Linked DNA regions of Homo sapiens: region 2 is linked to region 1. A link is an interaction called in ENCODE POLR2A ChIA-PET data of the cell type or tissue named here. Cell type or tissue: OCI-LY7. All regions are shown on one strand.

Evidence for each region. Peaks named below come from ENCODE experiments on the same cell type or tissue, not always from the same donor. Only the 100,000 strongest peaks of a DNase experiment are listed, where the experiment ranks them.
Region 2: POLR2A ChIA-PET joins it to region 1 with 11 read pairs; 2 of 35 experiments call an interaction of 5 or more read pairs at or near these places.

What each region holds. Positions count from the first base shown.
Region 1 is chr17:50,513,471-50,517,470 of GRCh38, forward strand. MYCBPAP (MYCBP associated protein) reads left to right here. Exons shown (of 19, transcript NM_032133.6): 2 at 3,100-3,227; 3 at 3,823-3,982. Among named protein-coding and RNA genes, the nearest start is that of MYCBPAP, 7.0 kb to the left of the region's middle. In OCI-LY7, no CTCF peak of the experiment used is centred here; no DNase peak of the experiment used is centred here.
Region 2 is chr17:50,902,102-50,906,101 of GRCh38, forward strand. No RefSeq gene overlaps it. Among named protein-coding and RNA genes, the nearest start is that of TOB1-AS1, 37 kb to the left of the region's middle. In OCI-LY7, no CTCF peak of the experiment used is centred here; DNase peaks (open chromatin) are centred at 470, 1,880 and 2,270; H3K4me3 peaks cover 1,202 bases; H3K27ac peaks cover 1,746 bases.

The DNA.
Region 1 (4,000 bases):
GAGCATTTATTGGACTACATTAAAGATAACTTTCTCAGAATAACCTTAGACCAGAGTTTTACTATTTCAATCTAAAGCAAACATGAAAGATTAGCTTCTCTATCACTGAAGGGATGGGAGCTTTGGCCCCCAAAAATCTTCGGCAGTGTTGAAAGTTTCTATTGACACGTGGTAATTGTGCACCCACCAGTAAAAAGCACACATCTGGAGACGTTTAATCACTTGGAAAGATGTCAACCCAGCCAAGGTTATGGATAAAGGAAGCAAATGTCCTAGAAAGTACAGATAATACCAAAATATTTACAAAAACAGACCTTCAGCTGATCTCAGTTCTCATAGGCTGCCACCCACTTTGGTGAGTTTGTGTAGAAGGGAGAAGGGAGGTAGAAATCAAAGCCCAAGGCTGCATCCCCACACATGGCGGCAGATGAGACTGGAACTCGGGGTTCAGCCGGCAGCCCTGCATGTGTGTTTGTGTGCACAGAGCCATGCATTTAACAGACAGATACTTCCAAACCTCTGCTGACCCCATTACAGAAACAGACTGTGGATGATAGGCTGAATTTATTATTTTTTCTAATAGAAAAACAAAAATTATTTTTAAGGATAGGTTCTCCTGTGTTGCCCAGGCTGGTTTTGAACTCCTGGCCTCAAGCAATCCTCCCATCTCGGCCTCTCAAAGTGTTGGGATTACAAGCGTAAGCCACTGCACCTGGCCAACAGGCTGAATTTAGAACTATGTTTGGAATGATTTTGGTGTGAGTTTTTTTGGCCACCAACTCTATGGAAATTTCCTAAAAAAAGTTGGATTTTGTTAACCAAAACACCTGCCTTTATGTTTTCGTGATATTGCCTCTTAAAGATTACGGTGCTGTAAGAAGCAGTGGATAAAACCAAATTTTGTTTTAAACTCCCTAAAGGCCTCAGGACTTAGGTTTTCTTTTGATTGTTTTATGTAGGGCCTTATATCAAACCATTCTGAACCAGAGGGAAAATGACAGGGTTGACCAGCCAGAGAAATGAGATGTGTTTGATCCTGTTAAGCCACCTCTGTGAAAGGAAGGCAGGGAGTGTGTCCTCGTTGGAGAGTGACCTGTGACCCCCTTCTGCCCCGGGTGTTGTCAATGTCATGCTGTGGCTGCCACAACGGACTCTTAAATACATTCATACACTCATCCTCAGTCATGCAGGTTTTTTTTTTTCTTAGAGACAGGGTCTTGTTCTGTCACCCAGGCTGGAGTGCAGTGGCACAATCTTGGCTCACTGCAGCCTTCACTTCCTGGGCTCAGGTTATCCTTCCCCTCAGCCTCCCAAGTGGTTGGGACTACAGGCATGTACTACCATGCCTGGTTAATTTTTTGATTTTTTTTATAGAGCCCAGACTGGTCTTGAACTCCTGGGCTCAAGCGATCTGCCTGCCTTGGCCTCCCAAGATCTTGCAACTCTTAATCCATTCCTTGGCATGCCATTGCCCATGGGGTAAGCCTTCACATGGCTCACTGAGCTCTTCACGATATGGCGGCTGCTGCTGTCTCTGGGCTCTGCCTCTTCCCTCCCACCTCACCACACTCCAGCTATTCAAAAACACATGCTTTGAGTTCCAGGGATGTGCTCCATTCTTTGCCACTATGCCTCTTTATGTTATTTTCTTTGGAATGCCTGTTCCCCAGGGCCCTTTCCTTTCTCCAGCTTCTTCAGCTCTATTTAAACATCCCTTCCTTAGGAAGCCCTCCCTGACTCCCCCACCTCCCACGCCCGCCGACTCAGGGCTGGTTGTTCCCCCCCACCATGTTCCTGTAGTTACTCTGGCTCAGTCTGTTTCACGGTCTTGTTTCCCATTGGGCATGTGCTCTTTAAAGACAAGCTCTGGCATGTATCCCTAGAACCTAGCACAGTGCCTGGCATGTAGAAGCTGCTTAAACAATCTTTATTAAATGAATATGCAATAAATGGCCAGTGGTGAATGCTCTGCTTCCCCCACAGAGATTCTGCACTTTAACCAGTGTCTTGTGAAACCCTGTGCCTTCACCCAGAAGCATGGATCAGTGCCAGCACTGGAGGAGGCTGGCAAAACATCTAGTTCAGTTGTCCCAAACCACTGTGCATCAGAATCACCTAGGGAGTTGAAAAAAGTACAGCTCCCTAGGCCCTGGCTCCATGCAGTAGTCAGGAAGCTGTATTCATAAAACTCCCCCAAAGATTCTGAGGCAGACATTGGACTAATAACTTGGGAACCACTGATTTAGTCCAACTGACTCTTTCTACACATGGAAAGCCTGAGGCCTAGAGAGGTTAAGTGATGCGTACCCAAGACTGTCCAGCTTATAAATAGCATAGCCTGAAATGGAACATCTTTTTTGTATATTAAAAATAATCTTTTTTGTACAGATGGAGTCTCAACTATGTTGCCCAGGCTAGTCTTGAACTCCTGGGCCCAAGCAATCCTCCTGCCTTGGCTTCTCAAAGTGTTGGGATTACAAGCTTGCACCACGGCACCCGGAATGAAACATCTTTTTGTTTTGTTTTGTTTTGTTTTTGAGACAGAGTCTCACTCTGTTGCCCAGGTTAGAGTGCAGTCACACGATCTCAGCTCACTGCAACCTCTACCTCCCGGGCTCAAGTGATTCTCCTGCCTCAGCCGCCCGAGTAGCTGGGACTGCAGGCATGGGCCACCACACCTGGCTAATTTTTGTATTTTTAGTAGGGACGGGGTTTCACCATGTTGGCCAGGTTGGTCTTGAACTCCTGGCCTCAAGTGATCCTCCTGTGTCAGCCTCCTAAAGTGCTGGGATTACAGGCATGAGCCACCACACCTGGCCTGAAACGAAACATCTTCTGATCTCAATTCTGGCTACAGAAGTCTTAGTCACTGTGGTGAGCCAGGGGCTGTGGGTAGGGGGACCCTCCAGAGAGAACTCCCATTGCCCCAGCAAAGTGCTACCCAGGCCACCTTGGCAGCCTCTGCTATCTATCCAGCTGGTCAGCTCTGCCCCCCACCATGGAGTCTAGTATATATTTTTACTTTTATTTTTGTATGTATATATTGATATATACAGAAGGAGCTCTTTAAGGACTTAATAACTTTCTGCTTCTCTTCAGAAAAGAAGCGGGCAAAGGGACCTGAACAACCCACACCCACAATTCAGGAAGAGCCTGAACCTGTTAGCAATGTCCTACAAGGAGATGACATTCTTGCCTTGGCCATTAAGAAGGAAGACTTGAAGGAGGTGAGGATGAAGCCCAAGCTTCCCTTACCATAGAAACGTTTCCCTGCCGGCAGCCTGAGTGGTCTAGAACACCAGCCATGTCCCTACTCATGGGGAGTGTCTAACTCCATGGAAAAACCCACTGAACACAGATTCTTTTCACTTTACCACCTTAAGGAATTCACTGTGTTGTCTGTTTTAACATTTCTGAGATTCATATAGAACCACAGGGGAAATGAGATGATGAGGTATCTTGCTTCCCATAGAGGTAGGTGCCATCATTCCCATTTCACAGACCGGAGGATGAGTTTAAGGAGCCAAGGTACAGCTCTGGGTAAAGCTGCTAAACCCTAACCCCATGCTTTACCTGGGAGAGTCAGCCATCTCTCACCCAAACTGTCTGGAGGCATAAGATGTTCTTTTTTTTCCCTCCAGGATATTACTAAGTCACATATCTGTTACACAGGCATTTCCTTGACAGAACATATGGACAGAGCTGAAGAAACAGATCTGTCAGCCTTCAGGAACTCCACCCAGAACTAGAACAGAAGAGATGGGTGGTGCTCTTCCTCCTGCCACCACAGGTGGAATTCTCCTTTGTTTTATTTCTTTTTAGCAACACATTCCTCGCCTTACTGAAAAGGAAGATAAACGTGTCATCACCCAGAAATTTATCATCCGTAAACTCAAACCCATGGATCCTAGGAGGAAGGTCTGCCACCTTGTAGCACGTCCTGCGAATCCTGATGAAGCCACAAAGCCTCTGGACTACTCCGGTACACCCAGTCTCAGCC
Region 2 (4,000 bases), 390 kb after region 1:
ACAACAATATTTAATCCAGGATTAAATATTGTTTTGATAGCTCAGACTGGGGCAATGTCACAGGCTTATCATCCCAGGCAAACTTTTGATAGTCCAGGGCAATTTCATCTGTTTAAAACATGCTGAGGCTGGCGGTATCTTGCCAGCAAATGCCTTCTAAAGAAGGTGGAACATGGCCGGGTGTGGTGGCTCATGCCTTGTAATCCCAGCACTTTGGGAGGCTGAAGCAGGTGGATCACTTGAGGTCAGGAGTTTGAGACTAGCCTGGCCAACATGGTGAAACCCCATCTCTACTAAAAATGCAAAAATTACCTGGGTATGGTGGTGCATGCCTGTAGTCCCAGCTACTTGGGAGGCTGAGCCAGGAGAATCACTTGAACCTGGGAGCCAGAGGTTGCAGTGCACTGAGATAGCACAGCTGCAACTGCACCCCAGCCTGGGTGATAGAGTGAGGCCCTGTCTCAAAAAAAAAAAAAAAAGAAGAGGAAGAAGGTGGAGCATGATGAACCCAGCTAAGTGAGCTGCTCCAGGCATGAGTAGTGGTATTCCCCAAGCAGGGGAGAATGGTTTCTTAGGTATCCTGAAATGTGAGAGAAATTATATCCCGAGAGTCTTACAGGGAAGATCTGAATTTATCCTAAAAAGGTTATTTATTGGCCCAGCCCTAAAAACTTTAAAACAGGGGTAGAAATAGGACTAGTTCAGCAGATGTGCAGTGCCAGGCTGTTAGGTTTCCTTAACTCTTGCTCCAAGGGTAGATCCTTTCTTCTGCCTGTACTTTCTTGGCAATTAGCAATGTGTCTGAATACAAAAAGAAAGCTTAATCCTTTCTTTCTGGGCAGCTGCATCCTTTGAGTTACGGAAGCCCGGAGCTCTCTGGTGACTGATGGCAAGGTGGAACAATGGGTCAGACAGGGAGGTGAGAGCAGGGGTAGGACACTGACAGCAAAAATACAAAGTTCTCCAGCTCCAGTGCCTACCCCAGTTATCAGCCTGTGCTAATGAAAAGTGACGACTCAGGAAAAGAAACTCTCAGCTGCCTTGGCCTCTAGAAGAAATGGTTTTGATGGGGGTCGGGGAGCAGCAGGCTGGGGAATAGGATGAGGCTGCCAGCATGGCAGTAGCTCTGTTTAAAAACACCCTTGGCCAGGCGCGTGGCTCACGTCTGTAACCCCAGCACTTTGGGAGGCTGAGGTGTGTCAATCACCTGAGGAGTTCGAGACCAGCCTGACCAATATGGTGAAACCCCATCTCTACTAAAAATACAAAAATTAACCGGGCGTGGTGGCATGTACCCGGCACTCAGGAGGCTGAGACAGGAGAATTGCTTGAACCTGGGAGGCAGAGGTTTCAGTGAGCCGAGATCGCATCACTGCACTCCAGCCTAAGCCACAGAGCGAGATTCCGTCTAAAAAACAAACAAACAAAAAAAAAACAAAACAAAAACAAAAACACTCTCACAGGATGGGAAGAGCTAACAAAAGGAAAATAATTATAGCATTTTAGCCAACACTGTATCTGCTTAAACTCACATATAAATAGATCCTTAAGCCCTTCTCTACTCGGCATAGCCACTTTAACCTCATCCATGAGCAGGGACTTTGAGGGGGCAGGAGAATGTTTTCTGGTGAAGCAAAGAACCGCCCCCACAACCAAAGCACCACACAAACTTACGAAAAAAACAAACAACAACAACAACACCAAAAAAACAAACAAACCCTGCTCAGTCCCTGGGGAAGAGAAAAGGCCAGGATATGGAACAGGGAGGGAAGGGCTGCATTCAAAATCCCGTCCTACCCATACATTGTAAAATGGTACAACCACTTTAGGAAACAGTTGGGTGGTTTCTTTAAAAGTGAAACATACACTTACCATGTGACCCAGCAATCCCTCTTCTAGTTACTAATGCGAGAGAAATGAACACATGCATCCACATGATGATTTATATACAAATGTTCATAACTGCTTTACTCATAATAGCTGCCAACTGGAAACAACCCAGATGTCCAAACACAGGTGAATGGCTACACAAACTATAACATATCCATATAATGGAATATATTACTCTGCAATAACAAGGAAAGAACTATGATAGACGCAACAATATGAACGAATCTTGAAATCATTAGGCTGAGGGGGAAAAGTCAGAGGTAAGAGTAGAGTAGAAACTGTATGGTAACGTATACAAAACATGCAAATCTGATCTGTCATGACAGAAAGCAGATTGGTGCTTGCCTGGGGCCAGGGAAGGGGCATGACTGACTCAGAAGGGGCCACAGGGAACCTTTCAGGGTAACGGAAATGTTCTCTACTTTGGTTATTGTGGTAGGTATGCAAACATACAACAGTGCACCTAAAATGGGCACATTTTGTTGTGCGTAAGTTAGACCTCAACAAAGTTGACTTAAGAAATAATTCCTTCCCGAGAGCCTGGCCTACGAGGTGCGGGCAAGCAGAGAGGCCTCCCTCAAGGCACTGGCGATACTGCCAAGCTGGAAAAACGGCTCGCTGGCAGCCTGGAAAAGGCCGTTCTCTGGCTCTTGATCCTTAAAAGGCTGGAATTTCTGGCTGAACAAGAAGGCCTGGGCCCAGTCCCCAGGGGGCAGCTTCTCCTCAGCTCTGGGCAGGGTGCCCGGCCACCCCTCACACAGGTGCTGGCTTGCTGCCCAAACACAGGACCAGGGGGCCTGGGCAGGCCCCCACAGCCCTGCTGGGGGAAGAGGAGGAGACCAGCCCGTAGCCAGCCCAGCCTCAGCCCCAGCAGCCTGTGGCTGGCAGGGCCTCTGCCTACACAGCAAGCTCTCAGAGTGGGGGGATGGGAGCAGCGCCCAGGCACCCACCCAGCTCCCCCAACCCAGAGTGTCACCGGGGACCTTTACCCTGAATGGGGATGGTTTTAACAGCCCCTAGAGAGGGTCAGGGCATCTGTGACAGGACAGGGTCTGAGCCCCGGACTTTCACCTCTCAGCCCAGTGCCCTTTTCCCCGCAGCAGCCTAAGCTCCCAGTGATTCTCTGGGGGAGGGATTTCTGATGGGGCTGGTTCTAAAGAAAAGCTCTCCAGGGCAGGGCCTGTGAAACCCAAGGACTGACTGCTGCGGGGGCTGGATAGCCTTTGGGGACAGAGGAGGGGAGAGGGTGGCAGAACCTAAACAGCTGCGGCCGCTGCTTTGTCCAAGGGCAACCCAGCCTCCCAGGTGTGGCCATCACCTCTGCCTCTGACCTGAGTCTCAGACCAGAGCCAGCTGAGGCCTGGGTGCTCCCTTCAGCCCCTTCTGGTTCTGCAATTCAAGGCCCAGTTAACCCCCTGTGGGGTCATAGAGAAGCTTGCAGAGGGTGAAGCCTGGGACCTGATTCTGCTCACCCTGGACTCTGGCCCAGCCAGTGCCTTCTGGCAACAGGGACCCTCTGGGGTCCCAGGAGCCCTGGAACCTCCTCTGCTCCCTCTGGCTCTGTCTCCTGCCCCACCCCCTTCCCTGTTGCCACCTGCACCTGTTTTTCCAGCCTTGCTCAATCTCTCCAATCCACAGGCTGTTTGTTCCCAGGGGTCGCCTCCCCTTATCTCCCAGGCAGCTGTTGGCCATGGCCTGAAGGTACAGAATTCATTGTTAACTCTTCAGCTTCCCTCACACACTCCACCCCCAAAAACCATAGCAGCAAAGAGCACCAGGGAGGGCCCAGGTTTGGGGTCTGGGGTCTGGCCCTCCCTGCTGTGTGACCTTGCCTCATTGTGTGACCTTGAGCTGGTCACTTACCCGCTACACTTCTGTTTTCTCATTGGTAAAATGAGAGCATTTTACCTTTTTATTACCTCAGCTCTGTACCTCTTCCCCCGCCACACACACACACACTCACAAACTCTTTCTCTCTCTCTGTCTCTCTGTTCTTAAAATGTAGGGCTATCAAGTAACACTCATCCAATAATTATTAATTCAGGAGCTGATTTTTTTTTTCCAGACAGTCTCGCTCTTGTCCCCCAGGCTGGAGTGCAGTGGCTCGATC